3 separate regions of the Homo sapiens genome follow, and regions 2 and 3 are each linked to region 1. A link is an interaction called in ENCODE POLR2A ChIA-PET data of the cell type or tissue named here. Cell type or tissue: Panc1. All regions are shown on one strand. Region 1 overlaps TSC22D4-C7ORF61 (TSC22D4-C7orf61 readthrough). Region 2 overlaps ZAN (zonadhesin). Region 3 overlaps FBXO24 (F-box protein 24).

Region 1 (8,000 bases):
CTGTGGAGAGGGCTGGGTGGGACTCCCTGGCTCAGAACTGTCAGGTCACAGACTTTTTTAGAGTCTGAAGGGAGTCATTGTTGTCAGATTCCAGAGCTCTTGCAGATTTAGAGATCATCTGGCCAACCCAGGAACCCACTGGCAAATGCATGCTCTAGACAGAATAGCAAATCAGGCCGGGGCACAGTGGCTCCCGCCTGTACTCATAGTGCTTTGGGAGGCCCAGGCAGGAAAATTGCTTGAGGCCAGGAGTTCAAGACCAAGCCCTGGCAATGTAGCGAGACCTCATCTCTAAAAAGAAAAAGAAAGAAAGAAAAAAAAAATATATATATATATACATAAAGGAAGTAGGCTGGGCATGGTGGCTCATGCCTGTAATCCCAGCACTTTAGGAGGCTGAAGCGGGCAGATCACCTGAGGTCAGGAGTTCGAGGCCAGCCTTGCCAACACGGTGAAACCCTGTCTGTACTAAAAATACAAAAATTAGCCAGGCGTGGTGGTACGTGCCTGTAATCCCAGCTACTCAGGAGGCTGAGGCAGGAGAATCACTTGAACCCAGGAGGCAGAGGGTGCAGTGAGCCGAGATCGCACCACTGCACTCCAGCGTGGGTGACAGAGCGAGACTCCGCCTCAAAAAAAAAACAACAAAAAAAACTGAAAAAGAATGGAAATCAGTTTCCTCCCAGTTCCATCTCCCTCTTTCTCTCCTAACAAAGGACTGGGACTCCCTAACAGCACCTGTGGAGCGTGACATCCTGATAGCCCACAGGGTCTACTTTAGGATCCTAAGATTTCTAGAACCGAGAAAGCAAGTCCCTAAGATGGGCCAGCTAGGAACAGAATCAGAGCTAGGAACGGCAAAGGGGCAGGGGCAGCACTGCAGAGAGCGACTTTCTGGGGTTCTCCCTTTAGGGGACAGTGCTCTGTTGGGTGGGTTTTCAGGGCCAGGTGTCACCATTCCTAAGAAAGCCAGCAAGCTGAAAAGGGAGGCCCAGAATCGTGAGTCAGAGATAGCCAGGCTGCCTGCTTCTCCCCGGGGACTGATAGGAACCGGGCAGAAGGGCTGGGGAGTCACCGCTTTTCTTTTGGAGGGAGAAGTGGGACTTCCCGTGGGAGGTTTTCAAGGGGAGGGACTTCCTGCTTGGAAGGAAATTGGGGGTGGGGCTTCGAGAGTGGGTGAGTGGGTGCCTGAGGGACCAATTCCAGATGGGAGTCGCTCCTTCCTGTCCTCCCCAGATCAGGGGCCACTCGCTGGGATCAGGGACTCAAGCCCACCACTGATAGGGTCCTGCGGCCTCAGGGAGGATAGGGACCTGGCAAAGGAGGTGGCCAGGAGCTGGTGGGACGGAGGGCAAGAGTGCCAGTGCTGGGTGGGGCTGGGCGGGGCTGGGCAGGACTGGGTGGCTTCTGCACGCCCCATTCCCACTCTCAGGAATGTGCGAGGTGTGAGGTCGGCCAGGGCTGGGAGAGTCACCTGCCGCCATCACTGCTATTCTCAGCGTTTCCCGCCCTCTCCCTCTCCCACTTGGGAGGTTCCCCGGCAAGAGGACTCCCCGTCCCTCCCCCACCCCTGTTGAGTTCACAGCCCAGCCTCCTGCTGTCTCTGTCTTAGAGGATTCAACCTCCTGAGGCCTCCGTCTTTCCCCTGTACCCTCCCTCCCTGCCTCCCTCCATCCCACCCCCTCCCTGCACACCCCAATCTGACCGGTCCGGTTCCCAGCCTCCACTTCACCCTGCTGTGCTCCAAGGCTCTTGGGGATCTGTCCCAGCCCAGCCCCTCAAGCCCCACCCTGCCAGGCCAGCGGGTTTGGGTTGGGCCACCCCCTGCCCCCTAGGAATGGGACATGTAGGCCCCACCTCTCCTGTCTGGTGTGCACAGGGCTGGCAGGACAGGATGCCAGTGGCCTGGGACCTCTCTCTTAAGAGGGAAGGTGGGCTGAGATGTTCAGTGCCTGGATCACAGGGAGGGAGTTGGGGACGCCTGACCAGTCCCTGAATCTGGGGATGGGCGAACAGAGGGTGCAGGTGAATCTAGAATGCTCACGTGCCCCAGGGCTGGAAATCCTTGTCCCCTCCCGGCAGGCAGGAGGTAATTAAGGTGTGAAGAAGTGGATGGAAGGAATGGGGGTGGGGGCAGTGACCGGCCTGGGGGATCCAGGCATTATACAGAATGGATCCCAGGGACTTGGGAAAGAAAAGGTACATTTATTTATCCAGTGCCTCCCTTGGGTCCGGTACTGCCTTCTCCCTTCTAATCCTAAAAAGCAGTTCCATTCTCCCACTTGCCAGATGAAGTATCTGAGACTCAGAGAAGGAGGTTTTTTTTTGTTTTGTTTTTGTTTTTTTCTTTTTTAGATGGAGTCTTGCTCTGTTTCCCAAGCTGGAATGCAGTGGCACGATCTTGGCTCACTGCAACCTCTGCCTCCCAGGTTTAAGCGATTCTCCTGGCTCAGCCTCCCCAGTAGCTGGGACTACAGGTGCATGCCACCATGCCCGGCTAATTTTTGTATTTTTAGTAGAAACGGGGTTTCACCATGTTGGCCAGGCTGATCTCAAACTCCTGACCTCAGGTGATCCACCCACCTCGACCTCCCAAAGTGCTGGGATTACAAGCATGAGCCACCTCACCCGGCCAGGAGGGTTTTAGAAACTTGCCCAAGGGCCACCCAGCTAGTTTAAGTGGCTGGACTGCAGCTGGAGCCTGGGTCCAACTCCAAAGCCACACCTTCTCCACTGTCCTACTGGGATGCCTGTGTCCCAGGCAAAGAGGTGGCGGCAATGGTCTACAATATCCTTTCTCTCTAGGACAGTCAGGTACAGCTCTCCCAAGCAGGGCAGGGAGCCAGCCCCCCTTCCCCCTCCCCGACCTCCCCAGCCCCGCCCCAAAGACACCACAGATCCGGGACAGCATAGAGACAGGGCAGCTGGATGACACTTTCTTGGCCCCAGACCTAGGCCCTGGGGGATCCCCTGAACCCACTGGAGAGTGTGCAGGGCTGGCCCCTGTCCCCAAGATCCCAGGCTCCCCATTTCTCCCAGGTGTCCTGCTTTTTATCTCATCTTCATGTTGAGGCCGTTTTATTTGACCCTCAAAGAGGAAGACCAGCTTCTAGGGCTGTCCCCGCCCCAGGACCAAGAGTCCTGCAGGGCTAAGTCTCCCACTGTGCATGTCACACACTGCACAACTAACTCCAGGGGGTGCCGCTCATATTTGAAATCACAGTCAATGCTTGAAGTCACGACAGTTTTCCAGAAGATGGCATTAAGGATCTCGAAGAAGGGGGCATTTTCTAATCCATACAAACTTGCTTTTGGGCTTGTGGTGGAGGTCGATCCTGTCTCAGCAGCCCCTACTTTCCTCCCCCGGACCCTGTCAAAGAATTCTAGCACAGTGCCCACAACCCCTCGCTTTGGGGTCCTAAAGGGAAGGGCCTGCATTGCCAGAGCCCTGGTCCCTTGAAGTGTGTGTTAGAATGTTCCAATAGAGGCCTGGCACAGTGACTCACACCTGTAATCCCAGGACTGAGATGGGAGGCTGAGGTGGGTGGATCATGAGGTCAGGAGTTCAAGACCAGCCTGGCCAACATGGTGAAACCCCATTTTGCCGGAGGCTCCCCGGCAAAAATACAAAAATTAGCTGGGCATGGTGGCTCATGCCTGTAATCTCAGCTACTCTGGAGGCTGAGGCAGGAGAATCACTTGAACCCAGAGGTGGAGGTTCCAATGAGGGAAAATCCCGCCATTGCACTCCAGCCTGGGCAACAAGAGCAAAAACTCCCAGGCGCTAGACAAACAGAAGACAGTCACCTGTCGGCTAACAAACGTTTATTGCTGTATTATTCCTTTATCTCTGGTGAGAATGAACACCTTACTTGACATCTTTACCCCTGAGTCTCTGCCCAGCAGGGCCCATGTTCCTATCCCTGTGTATCCAACCCCTTTGGTCTCTGTGAGTGTTTAATGGGGTGGTGGCAGTATTGGGCTTTCTGTGGTGGCTCCATCTCCACCCAGGTGTTGCTGATTGAAATAGCTCGAAAATTACTTTGACCCTCCTGCTGGCAGACCCACCTCCACCCTTCAACTTCTCCTCTCCCACCACCCCAAGAGTCCCAGATGCCCTTCCCCCACCCACCCCATCCTGCTCGCTCAGGCCTAGTCACCTCCTTAGTTGCTCCACCTGTCAGCGCCTTCTGCACCCAGAGCTGGGATGAGAAATGGAAAATTCCCAGCTCCCTTGTGCTCCCTTCCTGGCTGCAGGACCTTATCCAGGGGTCACCTTGAATTGAGTGCTGATCCCCCTGCAGGAAAGCAAGTCTGAGCTGACAGCCAGGAGGGAGGGCTTACAAGGGAGTCCAGGGATGTGGGCTGCAGCGCCTTGAGGCCCCTGCTCCAAGGGGGGCCCAGCTGGGGGCTGGAGGGCAGGACTGGGGATCCCGCCACAGCGCCAGAGTGCAGGGGTGCAAGGGTGGGTCGGGAGCCTCAGGGCAAGAGCCTGGGGCCTGAGGGGTGGGAGAGGGAGCCTTGGAGGATGAGGTCAGCACAAGGGCCTGCGCAGGTGGGGCCTGAGAGTGGGGCTTGAGGGAGAGCCAGGTTCTGGGACCAGGAGCCCAACGTCGTGGAGCCAGCCTGGAGCCCGGCCCTGGGGGCTGTTGAGCCAGGCCTGAGTCGCCCTCTGGTGGCCACTTCCCAGACTGCAGCCAGACCCTGTCACCCCAGACTCCCAGCCCTCTTCCAAGCCCTGTTGCTCCTCTTCCCAGTGTCCCTTCTCCAAGCTCACTTCCCTTCCTCTCCTCAAACCCTCGCTTCCTCTGAGACCCCAGACCCAGGTCCCAGGCCCATAGGCGATTTTTTTTTTTTTTTTTTTAAGACAGAGTTTTGCTCTTGTTGTCCAGGCTGGAATTCAGTGGCACGATCTCGGCTCACTGCAACCTCCGCCTCCCAGGTTCAAGCGATTCTCCTGCCTCAGCCTCCAGAGTAGCTAGGATTACAGGCACCCCCCACCATGCCCAGCTAATTTTTTGTACTTTTAGTAGAGCCAGGGTTTCACCATGTTGGCCAGGCTGGTCTCAAACTTCTGACCTCAGGTGATCCACTCGCCTCAGCCTCCCAAAGTGCTGGGATTACAAGCGTGAGCCACCACACCTGGCTTTTTTTTGAGACAAGATCTCACTCTGTCGTCCAGGCTGGAGTGCAGTAGCACGATCTCGGCTCACTGCAACCTCCACCTCCTGGGTTCAAGCGATTCTCCTGCCTCAGCCTCCTGAGTAGCTGGAATTGCTGGCACCCTCCACCACGCCTGGCTAATTTTTGTATTTTCAGTAGAGATGGGGTTTCTCCATGTTGGCCAGGCTGGTCTCAAACTCCTGACCTCAAGTGATACACCCACCTTGGCCTCCCAAAGTGCTGGGATTACAGGTGTGAGCCACCACGCCTGGCCTTTACGCTGTATTCATCTTCTAGGGCTTTGGGCTCAGTTTCTGTTGCCATGGTAACCTTTCCCATTTTTGGTCTTCTCTGGAGACTCAGGGACCCTCTGGCCAGATCCCAGGGGTCACCCATGATGTGAGCCTTGTGGGGTTTTTTGGTGGGAGAGCGCTCATGATCTATGGAAGACCACGAGCACGTCAGAACGCCCCCTACCCCAGCCACCTCCACCCTCTTTCCCAAGGCCTTGAGTGACGGAGGGGACAGAATGGGGTCGGAGGTGGCGAGGGGCCTCCGAAGGCCAGCCCCTTCCTCTCCCTTCACACCCTTCACTCCCCGCTCAGACCCAGGCTTCTGCCCCACGCCCCTCCCCTGGCCCAGCCACCAGCTGACTTCCTCGGCCGGCCCCCTCCCCTCCACTCTGGGATTGGTGCCAGGGTGAGAAGGGGACACTGGCACTGACCGTGTCTGGGAATTCCCGCCCACCGAGGAGCTGAAAGGAGGGGGGGTCCCCGTGTCCCCAAGGAGCCAATAGCAGCCAGGCCTTGCCCTTGGGGGGGTGGTGTATATCTTTCAGGCCAGCACCCCCGAGGCACTGTCTCCTCTCTGCCTGCCTGGCACCAGCCAGACCCTGCTCTGCCCGGGGGGCTCTGAGCCCCCCAGGCATTCCCTTCACTGCATCCCTCTCCATTGGGGGGGTGTCTAAGGACCCTTTCCCCTTGGGCATGGCCCAGCCAGGGGTCTCTGTCAAGTCCCTGGTGTCGTCTTATGAGACCCGAGTGGTGGGGATGGCTCCGGGGCTGCCCCGAAAAAGGGGCTGTGCCTCTTCCCCTTGCTCTCCCCGGGGTGCATCCCCCATCCGAGGGACATCTGGGCCCCCGCCCCACCGGGGCCTGGGAGGCCCTGGGCAGCGGCCTTCAACCCGCAGGGGGATGGACAAAACCCTCCTCTCCCTCATTCTCTACTGTCACAGGTACAGGGGGGTGTGGGCGGGAGGCTGTGGTCCAAGAAACCAGCACCTGGGAAGGCTTCTCCTCTCCTCCCCTCACCTTCCTGTGTCTCTCCAGTGGCTCCGGAAGCCTGGTTGGCATTGACAACAAAATCGAGCAAGCCATGGTAAGAGAAGCCATCTTGGTCCCAGGAGGTCCTGGCCCCCTTAAGCCATCCCTCTGCCCCAGCCCTGTCCTCTTCCTTACCAGGGAACACCAACTCCCAGCTCCTCCGTCCCTCTCCCTGCTGGGCTGCTGGGCATCCTCTGCCCCCTCCTGCCACCACCTCCACCCTTGACTTTGCCCAGCCTCTAGTCTGGCTACTGGTCCCCATCTCTGTCTTTGAGCCCTGACTCTGCCTCTGTCCCTCGTCCTTTTCCCCTGTCCCTTCCCTGCTTTGTCCCTCATCCTCTGGACACTGGGGACTGTCTCCCACCCCAGCCCTCAAGGCACTGGGCAGGGGATGAGGCACCCACCCCGTTGACGCTGTGCCTGTCCCGGGGCCCCCAGGACTTGGTGAAGTCCCACCTCATGTTTGCGGTCCGGGAGGAGGTGGAGGTGCTGAAGGAGCAGATCCGGGAATTGGCGGAGCGGAACGCTGCGCTGGAGCAGGAGAATGGGCTGCTGCGCGCCCTGGCCAGCCCGGAGCAGCTGGCTCAGCTGCCCTCCTCGGGGGTCCCACGGCTTGGGCCCCCTGCGCCCAATGGGCCCTCCGTCTGAGCCTCCCTTCCCTTACAATGTGCCTTTGGGGCTGCCCGGCCTTGCGTCAGCCGCCTGCCCCCTCTTCCTATGCAGCTTTAATGTCCCCGTGTCCCCGGGGTGGGAGTTCAAGGCTCAGTAATGGCCTGGTCCCCCGGCCCCTGCCCCATCTCCTCATCATCCCCAGCCTTGATGGAGGAGGGAGGGCTTCAGGACGGGGCGTCAGAGGGAGCCCCCTCTGGGAGGGAACCAACCCCCACCCTCCCTCCTGGGACCCCCCAGCAGTAGACGGCTTGGGGGAGTCGGAGGCTCCCCGGCAGACACCCCACCCCCATCTTGTTCCCTTGAGGTGCCTCCTCTCCTCTGCCCAGGGGAGGGAGTGTGGACAGTATCTGGAAGTTCTGGGATTCAGGTTGTTATTAAAATAATAATAATAATTAAAAACTCTGAAGAAACTTGAATTTGGAGGTTGACATCTCGTTCGTTGCTTGTGTTCAGACTCAGGGGTCGCGCCTGCCATTTAGGGCTCCCCTGAGATCTTTTGCAGACTGGGGAGGTTTAAAGCGTGGGAGACGGAGGAATTGAGACAGAGGCTGGAGAAGGGAGCCAGCGGTTCGGGTCCTGGGAAGGGGCAAGTGAGGATTGGGGGTGGGGGGGCGTCTGCCCACGTGCTGGGCGGGGGGCTGGGAAACAATAAGGTCTTTGGTGGTTGCCCAAGATCCACCCCTGGCTTCCCAGTGTGTCCCCTCTGCGGGCTGGATCCGGGTGGCTGCTTGGGGGCGGGGCGGGGGGCCCTGAATGGGCCCCTTGTCTCGGGGCTGGGTGTGGGCCAGGCTCCCCGGGCACACGGTGCCCTTGCCAGGCCTGGCCAGCCGCCGTGGCTCCCAC
Region 2 (8,000 bases), 290 kb before region 1:
TTTATTTATTTTAGAGATAGGGTCACCCTCTGTGGCTCAGGCTGGAGCACAGTGGTGCAATCTCGGCTCACTGCAGCCTCCAACTCCTGGGTTCAAGCGATTCTCCCACCTCAGCCTCCTGAGTAGCTGAGACTACAGGCAAGTACCACCACGAGAAGCTAATTTTTTTTTAAGAGACAGGATCTCACTATGTTGTCCAGGCTGGTCTGGAACTCCTGGCCTCAAGTGATCCTCTTGCTTCGGCCTCCCAGCATGCTGAGATTATAGGTGCAGGCCACTACGCCTGGCTAATATTTAAATTTTTTTGTGGAGATATGGTCTCACTATGTTGCCCAGGCTGGTCTGGAATTCCTGGCCCCAAGGGATTCTCCCGTCTCAGCCTCCCAAAGTTCAGGGCTACAGGCGGGAACCCCTGCACCTGGCCTCTATAAAGTATTTTTATAAAGTCTTTCTTTCGCCGGGCACAGTGGCTCCCCTGTAATTCCAAGACTTTGGGAGGCCGAGGCAGGAGGATCGCCTGAAGTCAGGAGTTCGAGACAAGCCTGGGCAACATGATGAAATCCCATCTCTACTAAAAACAAAAATTAGCTGGGCATGGTGGTGTGCGCCTGTAATCCCAGCTACTTGGGAGGCTGAGGCAGGAGAATTGCTGAACCTGGGAGGCAGAGGTTGCAGTGAGCCGAGATAGCACCACTGCACTCCAGCCTAGGGAACAGAGCGAGAGATCCTGTCTCAAAAAAAAGAAGAAGAAGAATCTTGCTTTCCCTTGTTTTGTCCATCTGGGGAGCCACTCTTCCTTCGAGAATGGGACCAGGTGACTGCCCTTCAGAAAGCCTCCAGAACTCACTAGTGCTCCTTCTAGCACATTCCCAAAGCATGTACATCCATCCTGCTATCTATCACATGCCCCGAAACCATTTTCTCCTGTCTCCTGGTCCAAAGGGATCCCTGCCACTTAAGCAGGGTGCTTCCCATCCGTGAATGCATAAAGGATCAAGTAGTGGTGCCAGGGATGGAAGGGGAGTGGGCAGGGTGGGCAGCAGGAAGAAGAGGCAGCAGGAAGAGGCAGCAGGAAGAAGTGGCAGCTGCCTGGCTGGGACACTGCCTTACCTGGACACAGTAACATACAGCTGCTGGTCACCATCCCATCTCACCCGCAAACCGAACTCCGTCTGCAGCTCCACAAACCGCCCGCTTGCACCCAGGAAGACGCCTTTAGAGGGTATGGCTGGGAGAGTAACTTGCTGACCCCCAACCTGGAAGGCAGGGCAGAGGCAAGAGACAGACAGAGCTGGGGGTCAAGGAGGACCCCAGCAGACTTTCATTTCCATAGCTGGGAGGCAGGACACCATCCACAGCGGCCTAACAATCTCATCCACCAGGAGTGGACTGGAGCTTCCTCACCACTGTTTTGTTTTTGTTTTTGTTTTTAGGAGACAGTGTCTTACTATGTTGCCTAGGCTGGAGTGCAATGGTGCAATCACAGCTCACTGCAGCCTCGACCTCCCAGGCTCCAGCAATCCTCCCACCTCAGCCTCTGGAGTAGAGGGGACAACAGGCAAGTGCCACCACACCAGGCTAATTTTTTCTATTTTTTAAGAGACAGGGTCTTGCTATCTTGCCCAGGCTGGCTTCAAACTCCTGGCCTCAAGCAATCCTCCCACTTTAGCCTCCCAAGGAGCTGGGATTGCAGGTCACTGTCTTGTTGAACCCCATCCGTGGAAAGGTTCAGGGATTGGAAGGGTTGGCCAGGACACACAGTCAGACCCTGCAAGGATGGTGGGGGTGGAATGGGGCTCACCAGAGTGCGTCTGCCCTTAAGCAGGGTGACGGTGCTCTCGGGCAGGGTCACGTAGACTTTGCTCAGGCAGGACACGCCTTCCTGTCCCTGCTCCTCATTCTTGGCTGTCACCCTGAAGAATGGGTCTGGGTAGGGAGAGGAATGAAGAGAGCCCAGTGGCTCATTTCTGAACATCTGCCGCGAGCAGTGCCCTGAGCCTGGCGCCGCAGGGAGAGATGAGCGCCACCGAGACACCAGCCCCAAAGTCCAGTAGGGGAGGCCGGATCCACACAGGAGCAGACCACGACTGCCTCTTCCAGAAGAGCCTGCAGCCGCAGCGTGTCTGTCTCCACTCAGTGGCTGGAACATCCTCCAGGGCGTCTGTGCTCCCTAACCACTACCACTGCCTTCTTTGCTTTTTTGTTTTTAACTTCATTTATGTGTGTATTTATTTATTTTTCGAGACAAGATCTCACTTTGCTACCCAGGCTGGAGTGCAGTGGTGTGATCATAGCTCACTGCAGCCTCCAACTCTTGGGCTCAAGCGATCCTCCTGCCTCATCCTCCCGACTAGCTGGGACTATAGGTGTGTCCCACCATACCCAGCTGATTTTTTAATTTTTTTTTTTTTCTGAGACAGAGTTTTGCTCTTGCTGCTTAGGCTAGAGTGCAGGAGTGCAGTGGCTCGATCTTGGCTCACTGCAACCTCCGCCTCCCAGGTTCAAGCAATTCTCCTGCCTCAGCCTCCCAAGTAGCTGGGATTACAGGTGCCTGCCACCAAGCCTGGCTAATTTTTTATATTTTTAGTAGAGACGGGGTTTCACCATGTTGACCAGGCTGGTCTCAAACTCCTGACCTCAGGTGAACCCCCCACCTCGGCTTCCCAAAGTGTTGGGGTTACAGGCGTGAGCCACTGAGCCCGGCCTGATTTTTAATTTTTTTTTTCATGGAGATGAGAGTCCTGCTGTGTTGCCTAGGCTGGTCTCAATCTCCTGGATTCAAGTGATCCTCCTGCCTCAGCCTCCCAAAGTGCTGAGGTTACCAGTGTGAGTCACTGTGCCTGGCCTTCAACCCTCACCTTACAGAAGAACTTGCTCCTATCTTGCCTCTTCCCCCATCTGTGCCCTGCCCCTTCCTGCCACCCACCATGCCCCATGCCTAGCAGCGCTGCCCACAGACCCTCCCCCCAGGCCGCAGTGGCATCTCCAGGGCCTACCTGTTGAGTTGCCACAGGGCTGGGCCAAGATGTAAGTGCACTTGCCCATGAAGCCAAAGTGCCTCCCGTCAAAGGTGACATAATGAGGGTCTCCGTAGACCAAGCAGGTGGCAGTGCCTGCTGGGAGGGGGAAGGAGAACAGGCGAAGCTGCTTCTGTGGCTCCTCCAGGCTGGACCGCACATGCTGGCCCACCCGCTGCCCGGTGGCAGGCCCCCAATCCTCTGCTCAAGCGAGGGATTGGGATCCTGGCGTCACGTCTACTCCAACTGGCTGGCAGGCAGGGACAGCATGGGGAGGGGCTCTCACCGTAGGGGTGGCATCCATACTGGCCATTCTTAAGCTGGCACACGGTGTGTGTCCCACACTGAGAGATCTGGCACTCGACCCGACTGCCGGGCCAGCAGCGGCAATGTTCTGTGCAGTTGGGGCTGAACCACTCTGCCCCAGGCTGGGAGAAAGGGATGTGAGGTCACACAGTCATATAGCTCCTAGAGTACTTCTCCCTTTGCCTTTCTTTTTCATTTATTTATTTATTTATTTATTTATTTATTTATTTATTTATTTGTGATGGAGTCTTGCTCTGTTGCCCAAGCTGGAGTGCAGTGGCGCAATCATGGCTCACTGCAGCCTTGACCCCCTGGGCTCAAACCATCCTCCTGCCTCAACCTCCCAAGTATCTGGGACTACAGGCACATGCCACCATGCCCGACTTTTTTTTTTTTTTTTTTTTAACGTTTTGGAGAGATGGAGTCTTGCTGTGTTGCCTAGGCTGGTGTTGAATTCCTGAGCTCAAGTGACCCTCCTGCCTTGGCCTCCCAAAATGCTGGTATTACAGGCGTGAGCCACTGCACCCAGCCTTATGTCTGTCTGTTTTTTTGTTTTTTTTTTTTTTTTTGAGACGGAGTCTCACTCTGTCACCCAGGCTGGAGTGAAGTGGCGTGATCTTGGCTCACTGCAACCTCCGCCTTCAGCGTTCAAGCGATTCTCCTGCCTCAGCCTCCAGAGTAGCTGGGATTACAGGCACCCGCCACGACGCCCGGCTAATTTTTGTATTTTTAGTAGAGACTTGGTTTCTCCATGTTGGCCAGGCTGGTCTCGAACTCCTGACCTCAGGTGATCCGCCCGCCTTGGCCTCCCAAAGTGCTAGGATTACAGGCATGAGCCACTGCACCCAGCCAATATCTGTCTTTACCCAACATCTTAGCCCTCCCATGAGTGCTCTCATTCAGTAAATACTTGCTGAATGAAGGAGTAAACCAAGACCCCATGTGTCTCTCTGAATCTGAGGGCATTATGAGGGCAAGGACCACAGCCTATTCGTGGCGACCCCAGTGCCAGCAGAGTAGAAAGTACTAAGTAGGCTGGGTGTGGTGGTTCACCACTGTAATCCCAGCACTTTGGGAGGCTGAGGTGGGAGGATGGGTTGAGCCCAGGAGTTCATAGACCAGCCTGGGCAACAGAGCCAGACCCCATCTCTACCAAAAAAAAAACCCCAAAAAACAAACCAAAAAAACACACCTTTGAAGAAAGTACTAAATAAACATTTGTTGAATGCATAAATGAATCTATTAGAAGTGAATACAGCCAGGCGCGGTGGCTCACGCCTGTAATCCCAACACTTTGGAAGGCTGAGGCGGGCGGATCGCCTGAGGTCGGGAGTTCAAGACCAGCCTTACTAACATGAAGAAACCCCATCTCTACCAAAAATACAAAATTAGCTGGGCGTGGTGGCGCATGCCCGTAATCCCAGGTACTCCGGAGTCTGAGGCAGGAGAATCGCTTGAACCTGGGAAGCGGAGGTTGCAGTGAGCGGAGATGGCACCATTGCACTCCAGCGTGGGCAACAAGAGCGAAACTCTGTCTCAAAAACAAACAGACAAACAAACACGGCTAGAATGGTTTTTGCATCAATAGAGAACTGTGAGTGAATAGTTTGTCAAAAAAAAAAAAACAAAAGTGAATACATGCCTCCTAGGGCAGAGGGAAGAGCTTCTTGGTGCCAATGGTTGTGACAGATCTTTCTGCCCAGGCTGTGGCTGAAGCTAATCTCAGCAGCAACTCAGAGAGACCCAGGAGACTGGTTAAAGGAGGCAGGGGAAAGAAATAATAGTCCCAAAAGGGACAAGCAGAAGCTCTGATGTCAATGGGAAGAACACCTGCAGCTGGGAAGAGGCTCTGCACATTAATGAATAGCTTAATGCACTTTTCTTTTTTTTTTTTTGAGACAGGGTGTCACTCTGTCGCCCAGGCTGGAGTGCAGTGGCACAATCATAGCTCACTGCAGCGTCAGACTCCTGGGCTCAACCAATCCCTCCACTTCGGCCTGCTAAAGTGTTGGGATTACAGCTGTGAGTCACCACGCTGGGCCCTTTAATGCACTTTTAATTAATAGGTTGCATATATTTATCATAAATTGCTAATGATAATAATTAACACTTATTAAGTAATTGTATGTGTTAGGACTTAATTTCATCTTTACAATAATCTTATATGAGGTAGAAAATCTTACTGTGTACACTTTATAAATATGGATAAAAGATTTAAAGACGTAAAGAATATATGGTGAAACCCTATCTCTACTAAAAATACAAAAATTAGCCAGGGTGGTGGCGTGAGCCTGTTATCCCAGCTACTTGCGGGGCTGAGGCAGAGAATTGCTTGAACCCGGGAGGTGGAGGTTGTAGTGAGCTAAGATCGTGCCACTGCACTCCAGCCTGGGTGACAGAGCTAGACTCTGCCTCAAAAAAAATAAAATAAAATAAAAAAAGAAATGTGCCCAGCCAGACACGGTGACTTATGCCTATAATCCCAGCACTTTGGGAGGCTGAGGCAGGAGGATTGCTTGAACTCAGGATTTCAAGACCAGCCTGGGCAACGTGGTGAAACCCTGTCTCTACCAAAAATACAAAAATTAGCTGGGCATGGTGGCATGTGCCTGCAGTCCCAGCTACTTGGGAGGCTGAGGTGGGAGGATCACTGGAGCCCGGGAAGTGGAGGCTGCAGTGAGCCACTATGATGCCACTACTCTCCAGCCTGAGCGACAAAGCGAGACCCTGTCTCAAAAAAAAAGAAAAGATTGAATGAATAACTTCGCCATCATGTAACCATTGCTTCTGAGCTGACCCCTTGGGACTATCCGGTGATCCCTGTTGCCTTCACATGGGGAGCAGATGGAGCTGGAACCCAGGTGTTCTGCCATCAATCTCCCTCATGGGACCCCAGCATCCCGGGGGGCTTACCTCATAGTAGTCGTTGTTGTAGAAGCAATTGCAGGAAGAGGCCTGGATGCAGTGGTTGTCACTAAACAAAAAGCCAGGGTTGCAGACACAGCCCTCCCGACAGAGGGGCCCACAGCTAGGCCTGGGGCTCTTGCACGAAGCAGGACAAGCACAGGATTCGTAGCGGGCATTTGGAGGGCAGCGCTCTAAGGGGAAAACAGCCTCTGTCATGCTTTCATTCCATGGCTTTCTCAGGGAGTCTCCCTGTCTCTCCTCTACCCCCAAACTCAAGTTCTTCTCTAGGAAACAGGACCATATTATTTAGCCATAAAAAGGCCTGAAGGCTGGGTGCGGTGGCTCACACCTATAATCCCAGCACTTTGGGAGGCTGAGGCAGGAGGACTGTTTGAGGCCAAGAGTTTGAGACCAGGCTGTGCAACGTAGTGAGACCCCATCCCTACAAAACAAATTTAAAAATAAAACAATTTTAGGCTAGGCACGGTGGCTCACGCCTGTAATCCCAGCACTTTGGTAAACCGAGGCGGACAGATCACTTGAGGCCAGGAGTTCAAGAACAGCCTGGCTAACAGGGCGAAACCCTAGAGCCGGGCACAGTGGCTCACCCCTGTAATCCCAAGACTTTGGGAGGCCGAGGCTGAGGCGTAATTACAGGATTACACCCCTGTAATCCCAAGACTTTGGGAGGTCAAGACCATCCTGGCCAACATGGTGAAACCCCGTTTCTACTAAAAATACAAAAATTAGCCAGTCGTGGTGGTGCAGGCCTGTGGCCCCAGCTACTCAGGAGGCTGAGGCAGGATAGTTGCTTGAGCCCCAGAGGCAGAGGTTGCAGTGAGCCGAGATCACACCTCTGCACTCCAGCCTGGGTGACAGAGCGAGACCCTGTCTCAAAAATATAAAAAATAAGAAATACTCCATTTATTTATTTATTTATTTTTATTTTTAATTTTTTGAGACGGAGTCTCACTTTATCACCCAGGCTGGAGTGCGGTGGCATGATCTCGGCTCACTGCAAGCTCTGCCTCCCGGGTTCACGCCATTCTCCTGCCTCAGCCTCCGGAGTAGCTGGGACTACAGGCACCCACCACCACGCTCAGCTAATTTTTTTGTATTTTCAGTAGAGACGGGGTTTCACTGTGTTAGCCAGGATGGTCTCGATCTCCTGACCTTGTGATCTGCCCGCCTCAGCCTCCCAAAGTGTTGGGATTACAGGCGTGAGCCACCGTGCCTGGCCAGAAATACTTTTTTTAAAGGAATGAAGTCCTGATGCATGCTACAGTATGGATGGCCCGGAAAACATTACACTCAGTGAAAGAAGCCAAACACAAAGGCTCACATGTTGCATGATTCCATTTGTATGAACTGTCCAGAACTGGCAAATCCATGGATATAGGAAAGAAATGTGTGGTTGCCAGGGGCTGGGGGAAGGCGGAGTGGGGAGTGGCTGCTAATAGGTATAGGATTTCTTTTTGGAGTGATGAAAGTGTTTGGATTAGAAAGTGATGATGGTTGCACAACCTTAGGAATATACTAAAACCCACAGAATTGCTTTTGCTTTTTTTTTTTTTTTTTTTTTTTAGGACGATGTCTTGCTCTGTTGCCCAAGCTGAAGTGCAGTGACACAATCATGGCTCACTACAGCCTCAGCCTCCTAGGCTCAAGTGATCCTCCCACCTCAGCCTCCCGAGTAGCTGGGACTACAGGCGTGCGCCACCACACCCAGCTAATTTTTTTTTTTTTTTAATTTTAAAGTGGAGACAGGGT
Region 3 (8,000 bases), 130 kb before region 1:
TTTTTTTGTTTGAGACAGAGTCGGAAGGCTGGAGTGCAGCAGTGCGATCTCGGCTCACTGCAACCTCTGCCTTCCTGGGTTCAAGTGATTCTCCCACCTCAGCCTCCCAAGTAGCTAGGACTACAGGTCCTTGCCACCACACCCATCTAATTTTTGTATTTTTAGTAGAGAAGGGGTTTTGCCATGTTGACCAGGCTGGTCTCGAACTCCTGACCTCAGGTGATCTGCCTGCCTTGGCCTCCCAAAGTGCTGGGATTACAGGCATGAACCACTGAGCCCAGCCTCCACTCTAGCATTTTTATTTTCTCTTTTCTTTTTTTAGAGATGGGGTCTCATTCTGTTGCCCAGGCTGAAATGCAGTGGTGCAATCATAGCTCACTGCAGCCTTGACCTCCTGGGCTCAAGCCATTCTTCTGCCTCAGCCTCCTGAGTAGTTGGGAATACAGGCATGTGCCACCACACCCGGCATGTGCCTATAATTTTTAAATTTTAAATTTTTAAATTTTCTATAGAGATAGTGTCTCACTATGTTGCTCATGGTGATCTCGAACTCCGGGCCTCCCACCTCAGCCTCTAGCATTTTTTTTTTTTTTGTAGAGACGGAGTCTCGCTCTGTTGCCCAAGCTGAAGTGCAGTGGCACGATTTCAGTTCACTGCAACCTCCGCCTCTCCAGTTCAAGCAATTCTCCTTCCTCAGCCTCCCGAGTAGCTGGGACTATGGGTGCACACCGCCACACCTGGCTAATTTCTTTTGTATTTTAGTAGAGACGGGGTTTCACCATGTTGCCCAGGCTGGTCCCGAACTCCTGGGCTCAGGCAATCCACCTGCCTTGGCCTCCCAAAGTGCTAGGATTACAGGTGTGAGCTAGTTGAAATGCTTAGCCTAGCATTTTCAACTTATCACATAATTCTTTTCCAAAATGGCCACCCTGTTTTTGAAAAAAAAGCTTCTACTTGCTTCCTGCCGCTTCCTGCCTCTCTCTCTTAAGCAGCAGAGTTGGTTACATGACCAATCTGAGGCTGACCACATTACTGTTCCTTCCCACAGCCAGTCTATCCAGCACCTCCCTGGGATCTCGCTTTTCTCTCTATTACATTACTGACATGCTCTCTCTAGAGGCACTTGGCCTCTCAGTGGCTAAATCCCAGGGCGTCTTCTGCCCCCTCATTCTCCTGAGCCTGTTAGCGCTTTAATTCTGAAGACACTGATAAGTAATTTATGGTCATTCTAGAAAAATTATGAAACATTGGCAAGCAAAAAATTAATTTTAAAATCATTGGAAATCCCACCATCTACTATTAACATCTTGCTAGATATTCTTCACTGTTGGCTAAACAAACAAATACACATAAATTGTATATTTTTTATTTTTTAGAGATAGGGTCTCAGTGTCACCCAGGCTGGAGTGCAGTGGTGATCACAGCTCACTGCAGCCTTCAACTCCTGGCCTCAAGCAATCCTCCTGTCTCAGCCTCCTGAGTAGTTGGGATTACAGATGTCAGCCACCATGATGGGCAAGTTGTGTATTTTTAAACAAAAAATGGGATGGGGCCAGGTGTGGTGGCTCACACCTGTAATCCCAGCACTTTAGGAGTCTGAGGTGGGAGGATTGCTTAAAGCCATGAGTTCAATATAAGCTTGGGCAACATAGCAAGACCCTGTCTCTAAAAAAAAAAAAAACAAAAAAAACAAAAAAAACAAAAACTTATCTGGGCGTAGTGGCGCATTCCTGTAGTCCTAGCTGCTTGGGAGGTTGAGGCGGGAGGATCTCTTGAGCCCTGGAGTTGAAAGCTGCAGCAAGCTACGATTGTGTCACTGCACTCCAGCTTGGGAAGCAGTGGAGACCATGTCTCAAAAAAGTAATAATAAAAATAAAAAGAGGCTGGGTGCGGTGGCTCACACCTGTAATCCCAGCACTTTGGGAGGCCAAGGTGTGCAGATCACCTGAGGTCAGGAGTTTGAGACCAGCCTGGCCAACATGGTAAAACTCCGTCTCTACTAAAAATACAAAAATTAGCCGGGCATGGTGGTGGGCGCTGTAATCCCATCTTGGCAGGCTGAGGCAGGAGAATCACTTGAACCTGGGAGGCAGAGGTTGCAGTGAGCCGAGATCGCGCCATTGCACTCCAGCCTGGGAGACAGAGCAAGACTCTATCTTGAAAATAAAATAAAAATAAAAATAAAAATAAATGGTACTATGTAAACCATTTCATAAAAGTCTTTTTCACCTAAAAATATGGCATGACTATCTTTTCCATGTCAGTAGTAAATGTATCTTACATTGTCACACCATCAATTAACCCTACCACCCACCCCATTTGGAACTTCCTTCTCATGTGGCTTCTGGGACAGTGTTAGAGGGGTGCACGGCCTGTCTTAGAGGCACCTCTTCATCCCCTGTCTACCACAGGGCCTACTTCTCAGAGTTGCTTTTCAGTCTCTACTTCTGTTTGTTCAACCATGTTCCCAGGTAGAATCTAATTGCCAGCTAGACGTTTCCAATTGAGTGTGGTTTTTGTTTTGTTTTGTTTTGAGACAGAGTCTCTCTCCGTTGCCCAGGCTGGAATGTTGTGGCACGATCTCGGCTCACCGCAACCTCTGCCTCCCAGGCTCAAGCAATTCTCGTGCCTCAGACTCCCGAGTAGCTGGGACTAAAAGCACCCACCACCACACCTGGCTAATTTTTTATTTTTTCTAGAGACAGGGTTTCACCATGTTGTCCAGGCTGATCTCATGCTCCTGGGCTCACGTGATCCACCCACCTTGGTCTCCCAAAGTGCTGGGATTACAGGTGTGAGATATCTTTCTTCCAGAGCCACCTCTGTCTTATACCCCTCTCTTCTACATCTAATCAGTTTTGAGGCCCTATTCATTTTCTTCCCAAATAGCTCCTGTATCCATTCCTTCCCATTCTCGCTGCAGCACCAGGCGCTTGTCTCAAGTGCTGTCATCACTCAACAGCCTCCTGGCGGGCTCCCCTCCTTGGCCTCCTCTGCACAAGGCTCCTGACACATTCTCAGTCACCTCTTGGGGGTTGCCTTCTCCTATTCCAGAACCTGCAGTGACTCTTCCCCAAATCTACACCTCTCTAAGCTTGTGCCCACCTGTACCACCTCATACCTCAGTGATTCCCAAGATGCCTTCTGTGCTTTAGTGAGACCCGTCTTGTCACTGTCCCAGGTATGTGCAAGTTTCGTGCCTATCCCCCTCCTCATCACACAGAATGCCTTCTCTATCCCTACCTAAGTCTTATGTAACCCACGATGCCCTGCTCACATCTTTTTTCTTTTTCTTTGAGACGGAGTCTCGCTCTGTGGCCCAGGCTGGAGTAGGGTGGCACGATCTCAGCTCACTGCAACCTCAGCCTCCCAGGTTCAAGAGAATCTCCTGCCTCAACCTCCTGAGTAGCTGGGATTGCAGGCATGTGCCACCACAGCCAGCTAATTTTTTATATTTTTGGTAGAGACGGGGTTTCACCATGTTGCCCAGGCTGGTCTAGAACTCCTGACCTCAAGTGATCTGTCCACCTCGGCCTCCCAAAGTGTCGGGATTACAGGCGTGAGGCTCTGCACCTGGCCCCTGCTCACATCTTACCTCTTCTAGAAGTCTCTAGCCTGCCCAGGTCACCCACCCTACCCCTTCACTAAATTCCTATTGCATTTACAGTGTGCACTGCACAGAATGGACCTCGTAGTGCCAACCCTGGGTAAGACATGGGGTAGTACCACTGGCATTACATACTGAGTGGCTTAACTTCCCAAAGGAACAGAAATTGGATTCTGTGGAATCTGGAGAAGTGGACAGATCTGGGGGTTAGGGAATTGGAGGAAAGGGGTTGGGATGAGAGTTGCTGGGAAATAGTCTCACCTGTGTGGGTTCCCCTCGGTCCATTTTGTCCCCTGTTCCTAGCTGCCCGTATCTGTTATTTCCTTGCATGAAGATTCGGCCAAATTCATCCACCAGGCCAAGGTGGTTGTAGCCAAGAGCACAGAATAGGATCTAGCGTGCAAGATAGAAAGGGGATAGGGATTCCATTCCCTCCAGAGGAACTCTGAGTTCCAGAGTCTCCAAGCCACTAACCTGCCATCCCCAGCTGATCTCTTTCTATATATATATTTTAGAGATGGGATCTCACTATGTTGCCCAGGCTGGTCTAGAGCTCCTGGGCTCAAGCGATACTCCCTCCTCAGCCTCCCTCCGCACCGAGCCCCCAGCTGATCTCTTTTGGCATACCTCTCCCTGGGGATCCCCTGCCCCTCTGGATCAATAATCTGATTCCTATAATACTTCAGACCTTCCAATCCCTACAGCGCCACCCCTCTGGTTTGCCCCGTCCCTCCAGGAGCCTACCTTGGCAGGCAGTGAGAGAGCAAGCGGCATCTGCTGGTCCAGGGGGTCAAAGGCTTGAAGGGTCCCAAAGAGATCGCGATACACCCCTGGGGTATGCACCTCAAAATACACTCCCCCCTGGTCTGGGGGGTCAGGAGCCCTCAGCTCAGCAGCTTTGGGCACCCATTTCCTAGGGATAAGGCCCCACCTGGGATGAAAGCTACAAGATCCAAGGAGTCTCATACCCACTAGGAATGCATCAACTATGATGCCTGGGAACTGAAAACACATCTTTTGAGACCGAGTCTCCCTCGGTCACCCAGGCTGGAGCGAAGTGGCACGATCTCAGTTCACTGCAACCTCTACCTCCTGGTTCAAGTGATTCTCCTGTCTCGGCCTCTGGTGTAGCTGGGATTACAGGCGCCTGCCATCACACCCAGCTAATTTTTGTATTTTAGTAGAGATGGGGTTTCGCCATGTTGGCCAGGCTGGTCTTGAACTCCTGACCTCAGGTGATTCACCTGCCTCGGTTTCCCAAAGTGATGGGATTACAGGCATGAGTCACCATGCCGGCCCTAAACACATCTTTTCACTAGGATGCCCTCAGGGGTTCACCATGCAGCTGGAGTAAGGGTGAAGGGTGTTGATGTTTAGAGGGTCTAACCAAGGCTGCGGGCTTGAGCCGGGGGGAGGTGGTCCATACCTGTGACGTAGAGGGTGCTGCTCTGGTTGGAAGTCATGCAGGCCACGCGCAGGTGAGGCAGGTAGTGGGACACCTTCCTCAGGGCCAGCTGAACCGTGTAGGAGCGTGGCTGGTCAAGCTGGGTCTCATTCACTACCAAAGAGTAGATCTTTCCTTCCTCTGGGGGTAGGGGAAGCAATTAGTTGGGGAGGGGATTCTCCAATATCCACATAAACATCCCAAGAGACTCCCTAGGCCATATGGGTGACACATTTACTGCCCTAGAGTGGGGCTGAGAAAGAAATAAGGGAAGAGTGACCCCAAGTCCCCCAGACTCCAGTTCCCACCATAAATCAGGGAAGTACTTCAGCATGAGAGATGAGCAGAGAGAAAAATCTAGCAGATTTGTTAGAATCCGATTTGAGTGAGAGGTCTGGGGATTGAGGGCCCTGCCTGGCATTCAGAAGTTTAGAGGTGGTCAAGTGTGGTGGCTCACACCTGTAATCCCAGCACTTTGGGAGGCCAAGGCAGGAGGATCACTTGAGGCAGGGAGTTCGAGACCAGCCTGGGCAACATAGCAAGACCCCATCTCTACCTTGCTCCAAAAAAGAAAAAAATATTTTAAGAAAAAGCCTAAAGGGTCTCAGGCCTGGGGATGTGGTTGAGTATAAAGGACATTGGGAAAGTAGGGAGCAGTTTGGAGTATAGTGAGGTGGTTGGCATGGAAGCTGGGGACATCTGATTTTTTTTTTTTTTTTTTTTTTTGGAGATGGAGTCTCACTCTGTCACCCAGGCTGGAGTGCAGTGGCATAATCTCGGCTCACTGAAACCTCCACCTCCTGGGTTCAAGCGATTCTCCTGCCTCAGGCTCCCAAGTAGCTGGGACTACAGGTCCATGCCACCACGTCCGGCTAATTTTTTTTTTTTTTTTTTTTTGAGACGGAGTCTCGCTCTGTCACCAGGCTGGAGTGCAGTGGCGTGATCTCGGCTCACTGCAACCTCTGCCTCCTGGGTTCAAGGGATTCTCCTGCCTCAGCCTCCCAGGTAGCTTAGACTACAGGCACGCGCCACCACGCTTGGCTAATTTTTGTATTTTTTTTTAGTAGAGTCAGGCAGGGTTTCACCATGTTGGTCTCGATCTCTTGACCTCGTGATCCACCCGCCTTGGCCTCCCAAAAACTGGGATTACAGGTGTGAGCCGCCGCACCCGACCTAATTTTTGTATTTTTTAGTAGAGATGGGGTTTCGCCATGTTGGCCAGGCTGGTCTCAAACTCCAGATCTCAGGTGATCTGCTCACCTCGGCCTCCCAAAGTGCTGGGGTTACAGGTGTGAGCCACCACACCTGGACAGGGCCTTTTATTCATATAAAATATTAAGCAGAATCCTAGACTAGGAGACAGAGAAGGGCAGAGCTGTTTAGATGGAGACTAGGATAAGGTGGCATATGGAACCCAGTCTGAGGGGCCTCCCTCCCCCTCCTCTGCAGCAGGGTCTGAGGAATCTGCAGGAAACAGTTTGCAAAAGCCATTGCTTTGGGCCACACCTGTGAGGAGCAGTAGAGCCCGCTGGGTCTCCTGACCAACCAGCACGATCTGCTTGAAGGTCATTGAGTGGTGGAATGTCATCTTGAAGACCCGCTGCCCACTAGACTGCAGATAGACCTCAACACAGTCACAGGCCCGGCTGCTGGTGGTACCCACCACTTCCTGCGGCTCCCGAGTGGCCAAGACGTAGAGGTATTTACGGTAAACTGTGTCACACCTTGGGTCCGAGGCAAACTGGGGGAAAAGATGAGGGCGTCTGGGATCTAGAGTTTCAAAATGGGATGGGGCTGGGGCAGCTGGATCCTGGGGTGGGAAGTGAAATGCTTGGGTCCAGAGTTGGGAAATGAGCCCTTGATTTCAGGTTCCTATGTGGGAGGGCAGAAGTCATAGGAAAGACACCTCAAGACTGATGGGGGCCTGGGTCCTCAAAAGAGAGGTGGTGATATGGTTAGGCTCTGTGCCCCCACCCAAATCTCATCTCGAATTGTAATACCCAGTGGGAGGTGATTGGCTCACGGGGGCAATTTCCCCCATGTTGTTTTCGTGATAGTGGGTTCTCACGAGGTCTGACGGATTTATAAGGCAGTTTTCCCTGCTCTTGCTTGTGTGCTCTCGCCTGCTGCCATGTAAGACGTGCCTCTTTCCCTTCTGCCATGATTGTAAGTTTCCTGAGGCCTCCCCAGTCATGTGGAACTATGAGTCAATTAAACCTCTTTGCCTTATAAATTACCCGGTCTCAGGTATGTCTTTTTTTTTCGAGACGGAGTCTCCCTCTTGTTGCCCAGGCTGGAGTGCAAGGGTGCGATCTCAGCTCACTGCAGCCTCTGCCTCCCAAGTTCAAGCAATTCTCCTGCCTCAGCCTCCCAAGTAGCTGGAATTATAGGCACCCACCACCACACCCAGCTAATTTTTGTATTTTTAGTAGAGACGGGTTTCGCCATTTGGCCAGGCTGGTCTCGAACTCCTGGTCTCAGCTGATCCGCCTGCCTCAGCCTCCCAAAGTGCTAGGATTACAGGTGTAAGCCACTGCACCCGGCCTCTGGTACGTCTTTATAGCAGTGTGAAAATGGACTAATACAGGTGGGCTCTCAGCTGCCAGGGTTCTGCTACTCACATCCTTGGCTCCACGACACAACACAACATAGCGACAGGCCCGCTTCCACTGCATCTGGCCGAGGGTGGAGACCAGGGCATTTTTGAGGAAGAAGAGGGTCCCCACGTAGTCAAGAATGAAGACGTGATCCTTGGTGGGCAAGAAGCGGCGGTAGCCGTGGGCTAGCAAGGGGGCCACGCTCTTGCTGAGACATCGGCGGCGGCCTCCAAATGCCTGGAAATACAGGCCCTTCGTGTCTGGAGGAAGGAAGGAGATGGAAGGTTCAAGGGATGAGATGACACGAGGGAGATGAGTTGGAGCTTGGGTAGATTTCTTAGACACGCTGGTT

Evidence for each region. Peaks named below come from ENCODE experiments on the same cell type or tissue, not always from the same donor. Only the 100,000 strongest peaks of a DNase experiment are listed, where the experiment ranks them.
Region 2: POLR2A ChIA-PET joins it to region 1 with 10 read pairs; 4 of 35 experiments call an interaction of 5 or more read pairs at or near these places.
Region 3: POLR2A ChIA-PET joins it to region 1 with 12 read pairs; 28 of 35 experiments call an interaction of 5 or more read pairs at or near these places.

Annotation. Positions count from the first base shown.
Region 1 is chr7:100,466,092-100,474,091 of GRCh38, reverse strand. It overlaps TSC22D4-C7ORF61 (TSC22D4-C7orf61 readthrough), which reads left to right. Exons shown (of 6, transcript NM_001395846.1): 4 at 6,492-6,540. It overlaps TSC22D4 (TSC22 domain family member 4), which reads left to right. Exons shown (of 5, transcript NM_030935.5): 4 at 6,492-6,540; 5 at 6,924-7,573. The coding sequence ends at 7,133. Among named protein-coding and RNA genes, the nearest start is that of SPACDR, 5.8 kb to the right of the region's middle. RefSeq lists enhancers at 822-1,606, 1,607-2,393 and silencers at 4,401-4,550, 4,591-4,760. In Panc1, CTCF peaks have their summits at 4,470, 4,672 (motif pointing left) and 7,933; a DNase peak (open chromatin) is centred at 4,681; H3K27ac peaks cover 389 bases.
Region 2 is chr7:100,753,647-100,761,646 of GRCh38, reverse strand. ZAN (zonadhesin) reads right to left here. Exons shown (of 48, transcript NM_003386.3): 15 at 6,237-6,421; 16 at 3,304-3,445; 17 at 2,997-3,116; 18 at 1,802-1,926; 19 at 1,111-1,256. Among named protein-coding and RNA genes, the nearest start is that of ZAN, 24 kb to the right of the region's middle. In Panc1, no CTCF peak of the experiment used is centred here; no DNase peak of the experiment used is centred here.
Region 3 is chr7:100,591,575-100,599,574 of GRCh38, reverse strand. FBXO24 (F-box protein 24) reads right to left here. Exons shown (of 10, transcript NM_033506.3): 4 at 7,673-7,908; 5 at 6,558-6,792; 6 at 5,034-5,192; 7 at 4,352-4,473; 8 at 3,869-4,000. It overlaps PCOLCE-AS1 (PCOLCE antisense RNA 1), which reads left to right. Exons shown (of 9, transcript NR_038910.1): 7 at 6,501-6,750. Among named protein-coding and RNA genes, the nearest start is that of PCOLCE, 6.8 kb to the left of the region's middle. In Panc1, no CTCF peak of the experiment used is centred here; no DNase peak of the experiment used is centred here.